Linked DNA regions of Homo sapiens: region 2 is linked to region 1. Evidence: chromatin loops called from intact Hi-C (ENCODE). Cell type or tissue: endothelial cell of umbilical vein. All regions are shown on one strand.

The links. Peaks named below come from ENCODE experiments on the same cell type or tissue, not always from the same donor. Only the 100,000 strongest peaks of a DNase experiment are listed, where the experiment ranks them.
Region 2: it touches region 1 in a loop (7-fold over the local background); 4 of 110 quality-filtered maps call a loop at or near these places.

What each region holds. Positions count from the first base shown.
Region 1 is chr9:13,571,040-13,579,039 of GRCh38, reverse strand. No RefSeq gene overlaps it. Among named protein-coding and RNA genes, the nearest start is that of LINC01235, 140 kb to the right of the region's middle. RefSeq lists a silencer at 3,156-3,450. In endothelial cell of umbilical vein, no CTCF peak of the experiment used is centred here; a DNase peak (open chromatin) is centred at 3,279; H3K27ac peaks cover 1,245 bases.
Region 2 is chr9:13,685,018-13,693,017 of GRCh38, reverse strand. No RefSeq gene overlaps it. Among named protein-coding and RNA genes, the nearest start is that of LINC00583, 240 kb to the left of the region's middle. RefSeq lists an enhancer at 3,952-4,492. In endothelial cell of umbilical vein, a CTCF peak has its summit at 3,824 (motif pointing right); a DNase peak (open chromatin) is centred at 3,827.

The DNA.
Region 1 (8,000 bases):
AGGATTTTAATCTTTGCTTCATTTGGAAAAGTAAATTAGTAAGAAAAAGCACCAAGTTCACATGAGAGTTGGCCCTAAAGTGAAGTAGGTAGGAGAAGTAGCACCCTGCAAAGTCAGTCCTGAGTGTTGCTGCTGAACACTCCACTCCCTTCCTTCGCAGGTATTGGAGTACAAATACTGCACCTAGATTTAGGTCCAAGTTTCACTTCTGAACCTTAGAAGCTTCCAGATATGAACAAATTATCTAACCTCTTTGAACCTCAAAATCAATAGTTTATAAAAACAGAGGAGTAGATTGTCTCTAAGGTACATTTTAGCTTTTATAATCTATTCCTCAGTTGTTCTACGTGACCTGAAACTTTCCCCACTAGCTACTGATGAGTTGCGGATAGAGTTGGCTACAAAGATTGGAGCACTCGCTCTATACTTCCATAGTTCAGATGCATGGAGCATTTCAACAGAGGACTGTATTTTCAGGCTAGTGACTTGAGTCACTGGAAGCACGTAACAGGTTTGACAATCCAGCAGCCTGCAAGTGTCAGATCAGGGTTGGTGGGCAAGGGAAGAGGAGATTGAGAATGAGAAGCCACCAAAAGCACCTTGGCTAGGGACCTCCTGGTGAGTGAAAGTGATCTGCTAGTCTTCAACAAATTATGAATTAGCTAAAATAATTATGAATGCGATCAATAATAATCATAGTAATTTCATTATGTATTTCTTATATCTTTCAAAGTGGTAGAGAATTGAACTAAAAAGTTCTAGCAATACAACAATTTTTTCTTCTTGAACCTGCTTTGTTCAGCTTAATAAAAACTGCCTACATCTAATATGATACTGCCTAAATAAGGTGTGTCCAGAATGCTTTTTCCCGCATTCTCTATCTATGGGAAATCACATGCACTGACTGCCAACTCCAGTGCTAACTTCCTCGGAGATTCTTTAAGGTGTCACCAGGCAGAGTTAATCTCCTTTGCCTCCATATTTTGACAGCATGTTACTGTCATTTTTCTCAACGTGTTTCATTCTGTGCCATATTAGCAGGAGCTAGTTGGATGTCTGTCTTATTCCCCACTTCCTCACCCATTGCCTGTGTCCTACATGAACACCCTAGGAAGGGTAGCAATCCCTCCTCCTTTTTCCCATTCTCTTCCAGTCAACGCTGTTGCTCTCCAGGCCTTTGTGATTCTCTAGAGCCTAATTGAAACACTAAAAATAAACATAAATTGTGTCTTTTTCCCTGCTATTACAATCCAAGTTTTCCTTCGGGCAATGTAGAGTTCTGATTAATTAAAAGACCGTTGGGAAGTGAGGCAGAGGAAGAAAGGTACAAAGATTAATATTTCTCCATCTTGTCTTGCTAAACTTCAGTGACAAACTTGGGCCCCTATTCCTTTATTGATTGATGTATTCATTCATTCATGCATTCATTTGTTTTGTAGTTTTGGTAGGCAGCATCTTAAATAGGGATATGCATCAATATCTTAAAAGAGTACTTTTTAAAAATAATCTGCACATCTGGGCCCCATTCTGGCGATTCTGATTCAATGGATCTGGGGCTAGTTCTGGCATTTGCATGCAAAAGGCTCCCCTGGGGTTCTGGCACACAACTTTAGATTTTTACTTTTATAAGAGATTTTCACTCTTATAACTTAAAGCACAGGGTGCTGTAGCCATAAAGAGTTGTTTTGACGTGTGATCTTGTGCAACTTAACTTCTCTGAAGATCGTGTGTGTGTGTGTGTGTGTGTGTGTGTGTGTGTGTATCATTTAACATTTTAAAAACTATGGTAGAATTTTCTGTTTGAGACCAAAATAGAAGATATGCCAGTTTGTTTCAGAGAATATATTCCAGCATATATTTAAAGCAAACATGTGAAAACAAACGCTAGGTTTTATTTGTAACAAAAATTTTGATTTAGTCTGATATTTAGTACTACTAATCGGGTTTGAATTTAACAAAGAATGTGGTTTATTCAGGTTCAACTCCCTGATAATTACTGTTTTACACCATATCTATCTAGAATTAACCTACCAGCATTGACGTATTTGGCATTAAGCTATTTTTTTCCTGGAGGATTGTTTGTATGAGTTTTCATTTGGTAATGTTTATGCCTTTGAAGGAATGTATATTGACAGATGTTTGTTAATAAGGATGGATATTTCATTATGAATCTACATCTATTTACTTTCTCAAAGGTTTCAAACTTCCCAAGAATGCGTGCATGCGTGCGTGCGGGCGTGTGTGTGTGTGTGTGTGTGTGTGTGTGTGTGTGTGTCAGGGAAGGAGGTGGTGGGGAGAGAAAGAGAGAGAGACAGACAGACAGAGACAGATCTCTTTTGGCAATTGTGTTAATAGTTCATCTTCTGCTTCCCAGATTTGCATATGCTATTTTTTAAAGTTATTTTTCTACACCTTTATAAGCTTTTCTCTTCTGATCTGAAATGCTTCTGCCTGATGTCCTTCCCATCTAAATTCTTCCCACTCTTCAGGTCCCAATTTTTATAAAATCTTTCTTGATTCTTCTTGCTCCAGTGATTTCTTCCTCTCATTTTGTCAATAAGCTATTTTCTATACTGTGCATATAACACTTATCATATAACTGTAACTTATTATAATATGTTGTTTTATTGTTTTATGAGTGCACCTTGTCTCCCTTTTTTGAGCATCAGACTAATGGAATCTCTACTGAATATTTCTGTGCTGCCTCTTAGTGCCAAGTACTTCCTTGCAAATAGCATATGCTGTTATCCTCCAAGGCATGCTGACTAATTGAGGAGTATTGCTTTTATATACAGCAAAAAAAATCACACATGGAAATATTAAATGAAATATATTAGAGCATTATTTATACAGGCAATAACAAAGAGTTATTTGTACTAATATTGACTTTTTTTTGGTCTAACAGTTCACTACCAGTGGGAAGTATCTCAGAAGCTTGGTCACTGGAAAAATCAAGATACCCACCCTGACAGTAGGATTAACTTGGCTCATCTCAATTATTCAGAAATAAGGGAAAGGAGTTGCATATTCTTTTTTCTTTGCTGTAAAAAGATGACTTTCATGTCTATTTCCCAGCATGTTATTTCAATTGGAGGTCAGTAATATCTGCTGGCCTTCCTAGATGCCAAACATTCAGGTCTTTGTTTTGTCCTGGTTCAGTCACTCCTCCCTATGTCCAAAGTAGAGGCATCCCATGCATTCCTAGAAGCCTATTTCTTATCTACTTCCTTTCCCAAGGCCTCTGGCAGCTTTGCACAGTGGCTAGAGCATCTCATGCAGTTCCTGATATTGTTCCATGTTCCTTTTCAGAAGGCAGTGGCAAGCAAGAGATCTGTTGTTATTAAAGGTTCACAGTTGGGGGGCGGGGAATGACTCACAAACAAGGGAGAGTCTTTCTTACTGAAATGCTCTTAAAGGCCTTGTCTACTTATAAATACAAAGACATTGTTCTCTTCATCATCATAGTTTTAGCACCTAACATCTTGCCTACCACATAGTTGACAATTGATAAAAATTGTCGAAGAAATGCAGGAGATCTGGTGCTCTGTCTTCCAAGAAGGCATCCTTGGCCCACTCAGTGGGAATGATCACTTTCTCCTCTGTGCCCCACTGCACTATGCAACCTCCTTCTCTTGTTCAACTTATCTTAGTGAATGGCACTGATTTTTCTAATGTAGATTTCTCTTTCTTTGTGATTCCTTGATAGCAAGGTCTATCTTACATGTTTTAATACCTCTAATACCAAGTACAAAAAACATTTAATGAAACAGCTCTGTGAAACTGTTACACATACCTTCTACAATTATATCATTAGGAATATTATTTATTACATTTCATTGAGTCCTTTTTAGGAGATTTGTCCAGAAATTTCTCGCTTGTAATTATATTCAGAATACATGTGTTTGTCTTAGACAATGTTTTTTGCTTCCATCTCATGACCACTAAATTTTGAGTCTACTGAAATGTCTAGTTACAATCGGACCCATTCATAGTAAGGATTCAATGTCAAAGGACATAACTTAAGGTAATAAAAGCCGTTTATGACAAACCCACAGCCAACATTATATTGAATGGGGAAAAGTTGAAAGCATTCCCCCTGAGAACTGGAACAAGACAAGGATGCCCACTTTCACCACTTCTATTCAACATATTACTGGAAATCCTAGCCAGAGCAATCAGATAAGAGAAAGAAATCAAGGGCATCCAAGTCAGAAAAGAGGAAGTCAGACTGTCACTGTTGGCTGTTGATATGATCATATACCTAGAGAACCCTAAAAACTCATCCAAAAAGCTCCTAGAACTAGTAAATGAGTTCAGCAAAGTTTCAGGACACAAAATTAATGGACACAAATCAGTATCTCTGCTATACACCAACAGCAACCAAGCTGAAAATCAAACCAAGAACCCAGTCCCTTTTACAATAGCTGCAAAAACAGAAACAAAAACTTAGGAATATACCTAACCAAGGAGGTGAAAGACCTCTACAAGGAAAACTACAAAACACTGCTGAAAGAAATCATAGATGACACAAACAAATGGAAACACATCCCATGCTCATGGATGGGTAGAATCAATATTTTGAAAATGACCGTACTGCCAAAAGCAATCTACAATTTCAATGCAATTCCTATCAAAATACCACCATCATTCTTCAAAGAACTAGAAAAACAATGCTAAAATTTATATGGAACCAAAAAAGAGCCTGCATAGCCAAAGTAAGACTAAGCAAAAAGAACAAATCTGGGGCATCACATTACCTGACTTTAAACTATACTATAAGATCAACAAAACAGCATGGTACTAGTATAAAAATATGCACATAGACCAATGGAACAGAATTGAGTACCCAGAAATAAAGCCAAATACTTACAGCCAACTGGTCTTTGACAAAACAAACAAAAACATAAAGTGGGGAAAAGACAACCTATTCAACAAATGGTGCTGGGATCATTGGCAAGCCACATGTAGGAGCATGAAACTGGATCCTCATATCTCACCTTATACAGAGATCAATTCAAGATGGATCAAAGACTTAAATCTAAGACCTGAAACGATAAAAATTCTAGAAGATAACAATGGAAAAACTCTTCTAGGCACTGGCTTGGGCAAAGACTTCATGACCAAGAACCCAAAAGCAAATGTAACAAAAACAAAGATAAATAGATGAGACTTAATTAAACTTAAAGGCTTCTGCCTAGCAAAAGAAATAATCAGCAGAGTTAACAGACAACCCACAGAGTGGGAGAAAATCTTCACAATCTATACATTTGACAAAGGACTAATATCCAGAATCTATAAATAACTCAAACAAATCGGCAAGAAGAAAACACACAATCCCATGAAGAAGTGGGCTAAGGACATGAATAGACAATTCTCAAAAGCAGATATACAAATAGCCATAAGCATATGGAAAAATGTTCAACATCATTAATTATCAGGGAAATGCAAATCAAAACCAAAATGAGATACCACCTTACTCCTGCAAGAATAGCCATAATCAAAAAATAAATAAATAAATAAAAATACAGATGTTCCCATGGATGTGGTGAAAAGGGAACACTTTTACACTGTTGGTGGGAATGTAAACTAGTACAACCACTGTAGAAGACAATGTGAATATTCTTTAAAGAACTAAAAGTAGATGTGAATATTCCTTAAAAAACTAAAAATAGATCTACCATTTGATCCAGCAATCCCACTACTAGGTATCTACCCAGAGGAAAAAAGAAGTCATTTTACAAAAAAAATACTTGCACCCATGTTTATAACAGTACAATTTGCAATTGCAAAAATATGGAACCAGCCCAAATGCCCATCACTCAACGAATGAAGAAAATTATATATATACACACACACACATACACACACACACAATGGAATACTACTCAGACATAAAAAGGAACTAAATAATGGCATTTATAGCGACCTGGGTTGAATTGGAGACTATTATTCTAAATGAAGTAACACGAATGGAAAACCAAACATTGTATGTTCTCACTCATAAGTGGGAGCTAAGCTATGAGGACACAAAGGCATAAGAATGATATAATGGACTTTGGGGACTCGGTGGAAAGCATGGGGGGGTGGTGAGGGATAAAAGATTACACATTGGGTATAGTGTACACTGCATGGGTGATGGGTGCATCAAAATCTCAGAAATCACCACTAAAGAAATTAGTCAAACACCACCTGTTACCCCAAAACCTATTGAAATAAAAAATAAATTTTAAAAAAAGGACTCAATGTTAGGACTTTGTATTAATCTTATTCCTGATTCTGTTTCAGGTACCTACCATTAGTTTATCTTTGTATTTCCCAGCTACCTCTTTCATATGCTAATTTGTTGTATTTATGTGTCATATAACCTTCCTTAAATCCTTCTTTTGAATTAAAGTGGGATACGAATACCTATAAAATATTTATAAATGTATTCAATTATTCAATGTTGAGCTAGGAACCACTACACATCAGATCTGAATACAATGTGTTGCCCTAAATTCCTTCAGCTTGAAGAAGTTCAAAATCAATAGAAGTTAAGATAGATAAAATATGAGAAATGAGGGAGAGGGTGGTGTCAAAGCTCATTCAACTGTTTGGATGGAGCCACTCTGAATTAGGGAAAAGAGGAAGAAGGCCAGATTTGGTAAGGCATTGCCAACACAATTCTAATGTAAATAATAATTATTATAACTGGCAATCATATAGCCTTGTGTGGTTTACAAAGCAGTAACACAAATAATAGTTATAATAATGAACATTTGTATAGTGATCTAAAGTTAATAAAGATTAATTTGTTCCTTACAACAAGCCTGTGAATTGGCAAGAGTCAATATAATTTCATTCCCATTTTGCAGATGAGAAACCCAAGTTTCAGAGAGGCTAAAGGACTTTGAAAAATCATTTGAAGGACATTTTAGGTGTGGAAGTTCTGATATGCTATGCTATGGCCCATCGCCTATTATACTCCTTCTTCTAGTATTGGAAACACATCAGAGCTACAGTGAGGAATACAGGGTAATATAGCTCTTTGGCTTTGTGAAATAAGCAAACAACTGTGAAAGTCAGCAGTATTACCAAAAGTCTTCCACATTACTTGGAAGACTTCGCATTACTTGTGAAATGCTTGTAACAGTTACCCCCAGCTCTAGCTCCAGCTCTAGCTTCCTGGGTTTCTTCAATGTAACATGGCTCCATCCAGCAGAAGGGGGAAACCCCTGAATGTTTAGCTGGATCCTTAATTTCAAAAGCATCTTAGACATTAAGTTGTTTTTGTTTTGTTTTGTTTTTTTCTTGAGACAGGGTCTCTCTGTCACCCAGGCTGGAGTGCAGTGGCACGATCTTGGCTCACTACAGCCTTGACCTCCCAGGCTCAAGTCATTCTCCTGCCTCAGCCCCCCAAGTAGCTGGGACTACAGGTGCATGCCACCATAACTAGCTAAGTTTTTTGCATTTTTGGTAGAGACAAGGTCTTGCCATGCTGCCCAGTCTGGTCTCAAACTCCTGAGCTCTAGCAATCCACCCGCCTTGGCCTCCCAAAGTACTGGGATTACAGACGTGACCCACCGCGCCCAGCCAGATGAAGTATTAAAATGACATTTCTGACACAATTTACCTATGTTTGAAAAACATATAAGCAGCATGTGATAGCTATTAATTAAATATTGATTTATTAACACACAGGTCTCATAGAGAATAGCAATTCATGGATGAACAAGCCTTGGAAATAGTGTCAGACTTCTAGTTAGGTACCATGAGCAACTTATAACTTGCATCATGCTTGTGTTCAAATAGAAAGGAGTAACTTTCAGTTCAGTCTTGTGTACCTTACAGTGGATAACTAGAAAAGAGGAGAATGAACTCAGAGAAAAGACAGGGTTGGGTTGGGCACAGTGGCTCACGACCTAGCACTTTGGGAGGTCGAGGCTGAGATCAGGAGTTCAAGACCAGCCTGGCCAACATGGTGAAACCCTGTCTCTAGTAAAAACAAACAAACACACAAA
Region 2 (8,000 bases), 110 kb before region 1:
GAAGTTTGAAGCTGGACCCCTTCCTTATACCATATACAAAAATCAACTCAAAATGGATTAAAGGCTTAAATGTAAAACCCAAAACTATAAAAACCCTGGAAGACAACCTGGACAATACCATTCTAGACATAGTAATGGGCAAACGCTTCATGACAAAGATACCAAAAGCAATTGCAACAAAAGAAAAAAATGACAAATGGGATCTAATTTAATGAAAGAGCTTCTGCACAGCAAATAAAACTATCAACAGAGTGAATAGACAACCTACAGAATAGGAGAAAACTTTTGCAAACTATGCATCTGACAAGGTCTCATATCCAGTAATATATAAGGAACTTAAATAAATTTACAAGAAAAAAACAACTTTATTAAAAAGCAGGCAAAGGACATAGACACTTTTCAAAAGAATATATACATGTGACCAGTGATCATATGGAACATAGCTCAACATCACTGATCATTAGAGAAATGCAAATTGAAACCACAATGAGATAACCATCTCACACCAGTCAAAATGACTATTATTAAAAAGTAAAAAATAACAGATGCTGGTGAAGTTGTAGAGAAAAAGGAACACTTATACACTGTTGGTGAAAGTGTAAATTACTGCAACTATTGTGGAAAGCACTGTGGCAATTCCTCAGAAATACCATTTGACTTGGTAATCCTATTACTGGTCACATACCCACCCCAAAACAAATTATTATATTATAAAGACCCATGAATGTGTATGTTCATTGCAGCACTATTCACAATACCAAAGACATGGAATCAACCTAAATGCCTATCAATGGCAGACTGGATAAAGAACATATGGTACATATACACCATGGAATACTATGCAGCCATAAAAAGAACATTATGTTTTTTACAGAAACACTGATGAAGTTGGAGGCTATTATCCTTATGAAACTGATGCAGCAACAGAAAACCAAATACCATGGTGTTCTTACATATAAGTGGGGGCTAAATGATGAGAACACGTGGACACTTAGAGGGGAACAACACATACTGGGGCCTATTGGAGGGAGGAGGACGGGAGAAGGGAAAAGTTCAGGAAAAATAACTAATGGGTACTAGGCTTAATACCTCCATGACAAAATAATCTGTACAAAAAAAAAACCCATGACACAAGTCAAACAAACTTGCACATGTACCTGCACAAACTTATACATGTACCCCTGAACTTAAAAATTAAATTAAAAAAAGAAAGAATTGATAATATGGACTTCATTAAAATGGAAATTTCTGATCTGTGAAACTCAATGTCAGGAGCATGAGAAGACAAGCCACAGACTGGAAGGAAATATTTGCAAAAGACATTTCTGATAAAGGACTATTATCCAAAATACACAAAGAACTCTTAAAACTCAACAATAAGAAAGTAAGCAACCCAAATAAAAATGGGCAAAAGACCTGAAAAGCCACCTCACGGAAGAAGATATACAGATGGTAAGTAAGCATGTGAAAAGATGCTTAATATCATTTATTATTAGAGAATTGCAGATTAAAACATCAATGAGATACACACCCAATAGAATGGCCAAAATTCAAAACACTGACAACATCAAATGCTGGTGAAGATGTGGAGCAACAGGAATGTGCATTCATTGATGGTGGGAATGCAAAATGGTACAGCTACCTAGAAAGAGAGTTTGGCAGTATTTTACAGAACTAAACATGCTTTTACCACATGATGCAGCAATTTTGCTCCTTGATATTTATCCAAATCAATTAAAGATTTGTCCATACAAAAACCTGCACAAGATGATTATAACAGATTTATTCATAATTGTCAAAAGCTGGAAGCAACCAAGATGTCCTTTAGTATGTGAGTAGATCAATAAATGATGGTACATCTAGACAATGACATATTATGCACCAAAAAGATTGAGTTTTCAAGCCTTGAAAAGACATGGAGAAAACTTAAATGATTATTACTAAGTGAAAGAAACTAATCTGGAAAGACCATATACTGTATGATTCCAACTATATGAAATTTTGGAAAGAGCAAAACTTTGGAAACAGTAACAAGATCAGCAGTTGTCACAGGTTAGGAGGAAGGAAGAGATAAATAGGCAGAGCACAGCAGATTTTTAGGACAATGAAACTATCCGATATGCTACTAAAATGGTAGATACATGTCATTCTACAGTTGTCAAAAACCCACAGAATGAGCAATACCAACAGTGAATTCTAATATAAACCATGGACTTTGGGTGATGATGAGTCAATGTAGGCTCATCAATCATAACAAATGTATTATGATGGTGCTATGAGGAGAGTAACAGTAGGGGAAGTTGTGTGAGTGTGGAGACAGGGTAAATGCAAACCCTGTACTTTGTGCTCAATTTTGCTGTGAACCTAAAACTGCTCTACAAAATGAAATTTATTAATTAAAATGTTTAAATAATTTAGATGCTTCCTATTTCAAATTTTTAGCAGAATATTCATAATAGTAATCATATCTTCAGTGTCTATAAAATTTTATAATACACGTGCATACAATTATATGCATTATATATTATATAACATATATTTATAATATGATATATATGGGTTATATATTATGTTATCTATATCATATGTTCTATAATATATGGTATTTATAATATATATGAATATATTTTTTACATAATGCATATAAATAAGCTAATTGCATTTATGTAAAACTATCCTAAAACTTAGGCTTTAATACAGACTTCTAAATTCTAATTAAATGATAATAATTAAACGCATTTATAAAGAGTCATAACTTGGCAAGGTACTTTTTGTGCCCACACTACCCTAGGGCCCTTTGAGGTAGGATCATTTTCCATATCTATTTTTAAATGAGTAAACAAAGTCATAGGAAGGTGAGTAACGATCTCAGAGCTACTCAGAGTCTCATAAGTTCTGCTAAGTTTAGACCTAGACATCTGTGAGCTTGAAAACTGTGTAAGCCCAGTTGGCTAGCTGGCTAACTTTGCATGAGTCCCTTAGGCTCAGACCATGCCCTTCATGTGTGAGAATTGCTTTATGTTATCTCTAGGTGCCCTTCCAGTCCACTTATTTATGTGGCTAGTAGGATGGAAAAGGGCCAATTACAAAAGTAAGCGAAAGGGCTTTTTTTCATCATTTACCTTACGTGAGATGTGAAGTTTAGAGGGAGAACTGCCCTCTGGGTTGATTTATTACCAAAGTTCCTGGCTTCTTCATCCCCACCAACTCCCACACTGGGAGAGGTAGAGGAACATCACAATCTAAGGATGAATTGAGAGCAAATCACATTAAGGATGCAACTTGAAGAATTTCCTTCTGTCAGCAAAGATCCAAGACCTTGTAGAAATTACCCTAACATGAAAAGTTTCTTTCAAGAAGAGATTTCCTAAAGTTCTTCACAGCAAAGCTCCACTAGGCTAAAAGCCATGGCTCTTGTTTGTTCCTACAGGGTGTTTCAGTTACAAAGTTGTTCATGTCCTTAATGTTCTCAATTTGATTCTCAACACCAACCTGTAAGATGGAGAGGAAAAGGCTTGTAATTCCCGTTGTACAGTTGAAAAAAACCTGAAAAATTAGAGAAAAGCATTTTCCCAATGTCATTGTCATAGTAAGTGGTGGAGTTGTAGAGTTTTTGACTCTTAGTCTAATGCTCTTTTCATGGCACCAGAAGTATTTGGCTTACAGACTGTTTGAATAGCTGGAGAACTGCATAAACCAAGTGATGTCCATGGACACTATGACATGGCACTATATTTCAAAACTACCAATGGGAAGAGTAGGAATGGATGTTATTTCCAATCTGAGATAATAGGTCTGAAACTTCTGGAAGCCCCTAGGCCAGCAGGTGGAGCCTCTTGTCATGCTTTTTTCCAAAGGCAGGGAGAGATTTTTTTTTTCTTGTTTTTTCAAAAACAGAAAACAATATATACATTATTAGTCAACTAGATCAGGACAGAAGAAAGGTTTTTATGCCTTTACATTTGTTTAAACTTTCCTCAGGTGCTGAGAAGGAGGAAGCTCATGTTCATTGGCCTGGAGATTCAAGTACACACAGAGACACAGAGGCATTCCAAAAAGGAACGTGAGGGTTTTGTGCAAGGCATAGGACAGTGAATATGCTCGGTGAGGCATGCAAACACAGCAAAGGAATGAAGGAGCTGCACATGGAGTGGTATGCACTTCTAAACAGCTTTCAGCAGGCCTTGGATCCACAAACAGCAGGAGACAGCCTTTCTCTATAAGAAAGGACAGTTGGAGCCCGAATGTTACTCTGGTAAACAACAGCCTGAGCCATGTGAGGAAGTGATTCCCCTTTCATACAGGTTTGCATAACATCTTTCCTTTCCCCTGGAGACGCCAGAGAAGCAGCCCTGCTCTTTGGTTCTAGACATACACATTCCTTTGCCCTGTATGCCTTTAGTGCCATGAGTAGGTCATCTTTTCCACTCCCTTCCAAAATATTTTGTTTTCCATCTCTCCCTTCTTTTCCATGTTGCTTTGAGAAAGATCCAAAACTTCCTCCTTGGTTTCTTTAGCTGTTTTTTGTTGTTGTTTCAAACCACAGCCTAAATTTAAACCATGGCTCAGGAGAGGCAACTAACTGGTGGTTATGGGTGTGGCTTCATTGTGGCCTTAGAAACAATTACCTTCAGCCAGTCTTAACCTGTGTGCAGGTAAATATAGGATACCTCTAAGTTCTATCACAGAGGCATTGTCTAGAGAATTTAGGGAAGAGCTTTCTAACTTGGGTCCTTCTTGCTTTTCTAATTTTTCTTTTTTGTTTTGCACCCCACCCCCCCCAAAACTTGCTTTTCTAATTTATTTGGCCAAAGACAGTCAGAGGAATCTTCCTAAATATTAATAGCTTTTATCATAATACTATTCTGTCCAGAAGCCTGAAATACTTCAGCTCCCCTCTACCGTTTATCTCTAAGATGATGAATTAACTGCTTAGCCTGACCTATGGTACCTCCAATGTCTGGTCTCAACTTACCTTCTCAGTCTTCTTGCCCATTTTTTCATTATAAACCAGCCTGGATGACTTATTTTCTTTCATATTCTTTCTTCCACCTCTTGGTTGCACCTGTCCCTCTTTGAGTGACCTCTTCATTCCTGTTAGTTTATCTGATATCTTCCGATGTTTGTTCAAGGTCCAGCTGAATATCTCCTTTTCAATGAAGGCTTTCTCAATTTCTCTACATTGCATCTCTACTCCCCTGCTTTGAAACTAAGAGAATATCTATTTTACTCAAATAACACTTCATATTCTGGCCTGTGTCCTTTTAGTCCCTGTATAATTGCTTTTGTTGAACTGTGGTCTGCTATTATACCACTATCCCACATTAAAAAAAAAAAAAAAAACTTTATGAGAAACAACCCAGCAAAAAGCACTGTGAAATATATTGTATGGATGTTATTGGGGACATGATTTGATATATTTTACAGTGTCTTTTTCATGCAGGCCCGTGGGGAAAAATGTCTCTCAGTCCTCAAAACCAAGAATAGGTGGCCTTCTCCTGAGCTGCTATTTTGTTTTTATCTTGTGATCATCATGAGTCATGTCTCCCTCTTTTTTTTTTCTGAGACAGAGTCTCGCTCTGTAGCCCAGGCTGGAGGGCAGTGGCACGATCTCGGCTCACTGCAAGCTCCACCTCCCAGGTTCACGCCATTCTCCTGCCTCAGCCTCCCGAGTAGCTGGGACTACAGGCATCCACCACCATGCCCGGCTAATTTTTTGTATTTTTTTTAGTAGAGACGGGGTTTCACTGTGTTAGCCAGGATGGTCTCGATCTCCTGACCTTGTGATCCACCCACCTCGGCCTCCCAAAGTGCTGGGATTACAGGTGTGAGCCACCGCGCCCGGCATCTCCCTCTTTTCATAGACTCAGAGCCAGAATTGTAGCCCACCACAAGTAACAAGTGACACTTAATGTCATGTATTTGGCGGGGGTTGGGGGGGCGGTGCTTGGGTGCAGTAATAGCATTAACTTTGGCTTATTTTTATTTCCTGTCTTTATTTTTCTTTCCTCCAGTTTTCTCCCTTATTTATTTTACAATCTGGTAATTGTGCATATCTTTGTAAAAAGGTTCAAATCATTTTTGGAATTGTATGAGGATATATATACATGTAAAACAAATAATTCCTTGCCTTACTTTTTAATCTTAAAATGTACAGAAATCTTAAATATGTAGATTGAATTTTTACATATGTAGATACCTGTGTAAGCACCACCTAGATCAAGACATAGAACATTCCAGAGTGCCAGAAAGTACCAGTTCCTTTCATTATTAACTTATCTTTTCATGTGACTCTGTGTATCTTGGCTCCACAGCTATTCTGAATATTGTTTGAGGATAAGACTGTAGCTATTTGTACCCTGCAGAGAGCCTAATAGGGTTTCTGGAGCATAGTAGGTAATCAGGATGTAGTTATTGACTGAAGGAAAGGACTTGTTCCAAAAAAAGGAGATATGGTTTGGCTGTATTCCCACTCAAATCTCATCTTGAATTCACACGTATTGTGGGAGGGACCTGATGGGAGGTAATTGAATCATGGGAGCAGTTCTTTTTCATGCTGTTCTCATGACAGTAAGTATCACAAGATCTGATGGTTATTATAAGGGGGCGTTTTCCTGCACAAGCTCTTTTTGGTTGCTGCCATCCATGTAAGATGTGACTTGCTCCTCCTTGCCTTCTGCCATGATTGTGAGGCTTCCCCAGCCACATGGAACTGTAACTCCAATTAAACCTTTTTCTTTTGTAAATTGCCCAGTCTTGGGTATGTCTTTATCATCAGTGTGAAAATGGACTAATACAGAAGGAGATGGCTAAGTCCCAGTGCTGACCCAGAGCACTTTGTGCAGCCCTCAGGTAGAGATCAAAAGCTGTCTGTCCTGTTTGTCCCTGGTGCTCTAGTCTCTGGTACAGGGCCTGGCACTTTGTATATATGTTCTTTATGGACTTAAATATATATCTGCTTAACTGAAGAAGCCTTTTCATATCTACTACTGTCTCAGTTGGATGGTGTGTGAGTAGTTTTTCTAATTCTGGAAACTGGGCTGGAAAAACTTGCCATGCTATCACTGAGCATATTTCCTTGAAGGATATGTCTCTGCTGCTCCCTATTCTGCCTTCTAAATAAATGGAAAGAACAGGGGACCCCAATGAGTACCTGCCAACTGGGGTTAGTAATCTCTGCCACAGTGGCATGCCCTCCCCCGACCCAAGGATGGTTTAACCTTCTGTTGAAGAATAAATATGGGAAAAGCATGTGTACCAGGAAATGGGCGCTCAGTAGGCAGCCCAAGGCACCACCAGCTCATTATTTACTAACTTTAATGCCTTGGCAAAAAGAAATCTGTAGACAGAGATGAGAAGACTCTTTGTCTCTTTGTGCCTAAAGACTGCTTACTCCTGGACACTGAGAGAATAGTCTTGATTGAGAATTTATTTTGGGGTGAATGTTTCCACATCAAGTGAGTGAGAAAAACAAAAACAAAAACAAAAGAAGCACATATTATTAGCAATAATGGAAATAAACAAAGCAAATTTTACAAGAATGATTTTAATTTATTTTAGTTTTCACTCTCTGGGCCATCTGGGAAAACTCTCGTCCCAGAGAAAAACTGAGTGACAAGAAGGGTGGGGAAAGTCATTGGAATGGAAAACTAGGCCAAGGGGAAGAAAAGAAATCATGGAAGTAGAAGACTAGTGGATGTGGCAACTTCAATGACAAGTGTTGGACTCAAGTCTATTGCTCACTTCTGCCTGGGAATTCATCAAATTTCTTGAGGCCTCAGTCTCCTTACTTGTAGATTAAAGGATTGTACAATAATCTGTTTGGTCTATTTTCACTTTGAAACAGAAAAATCTCTGATTCTATGTTGTTTACAGTAGTGCCCCCCCATACCCACAGGGGATTAATTCCAAGACCCCCAGCAGATGCCTGAAACCATGGATAGTATTGAACTATGTTTTTTCCTATACAGTCACACTGTATAGGGTGGGAAGCACACAGA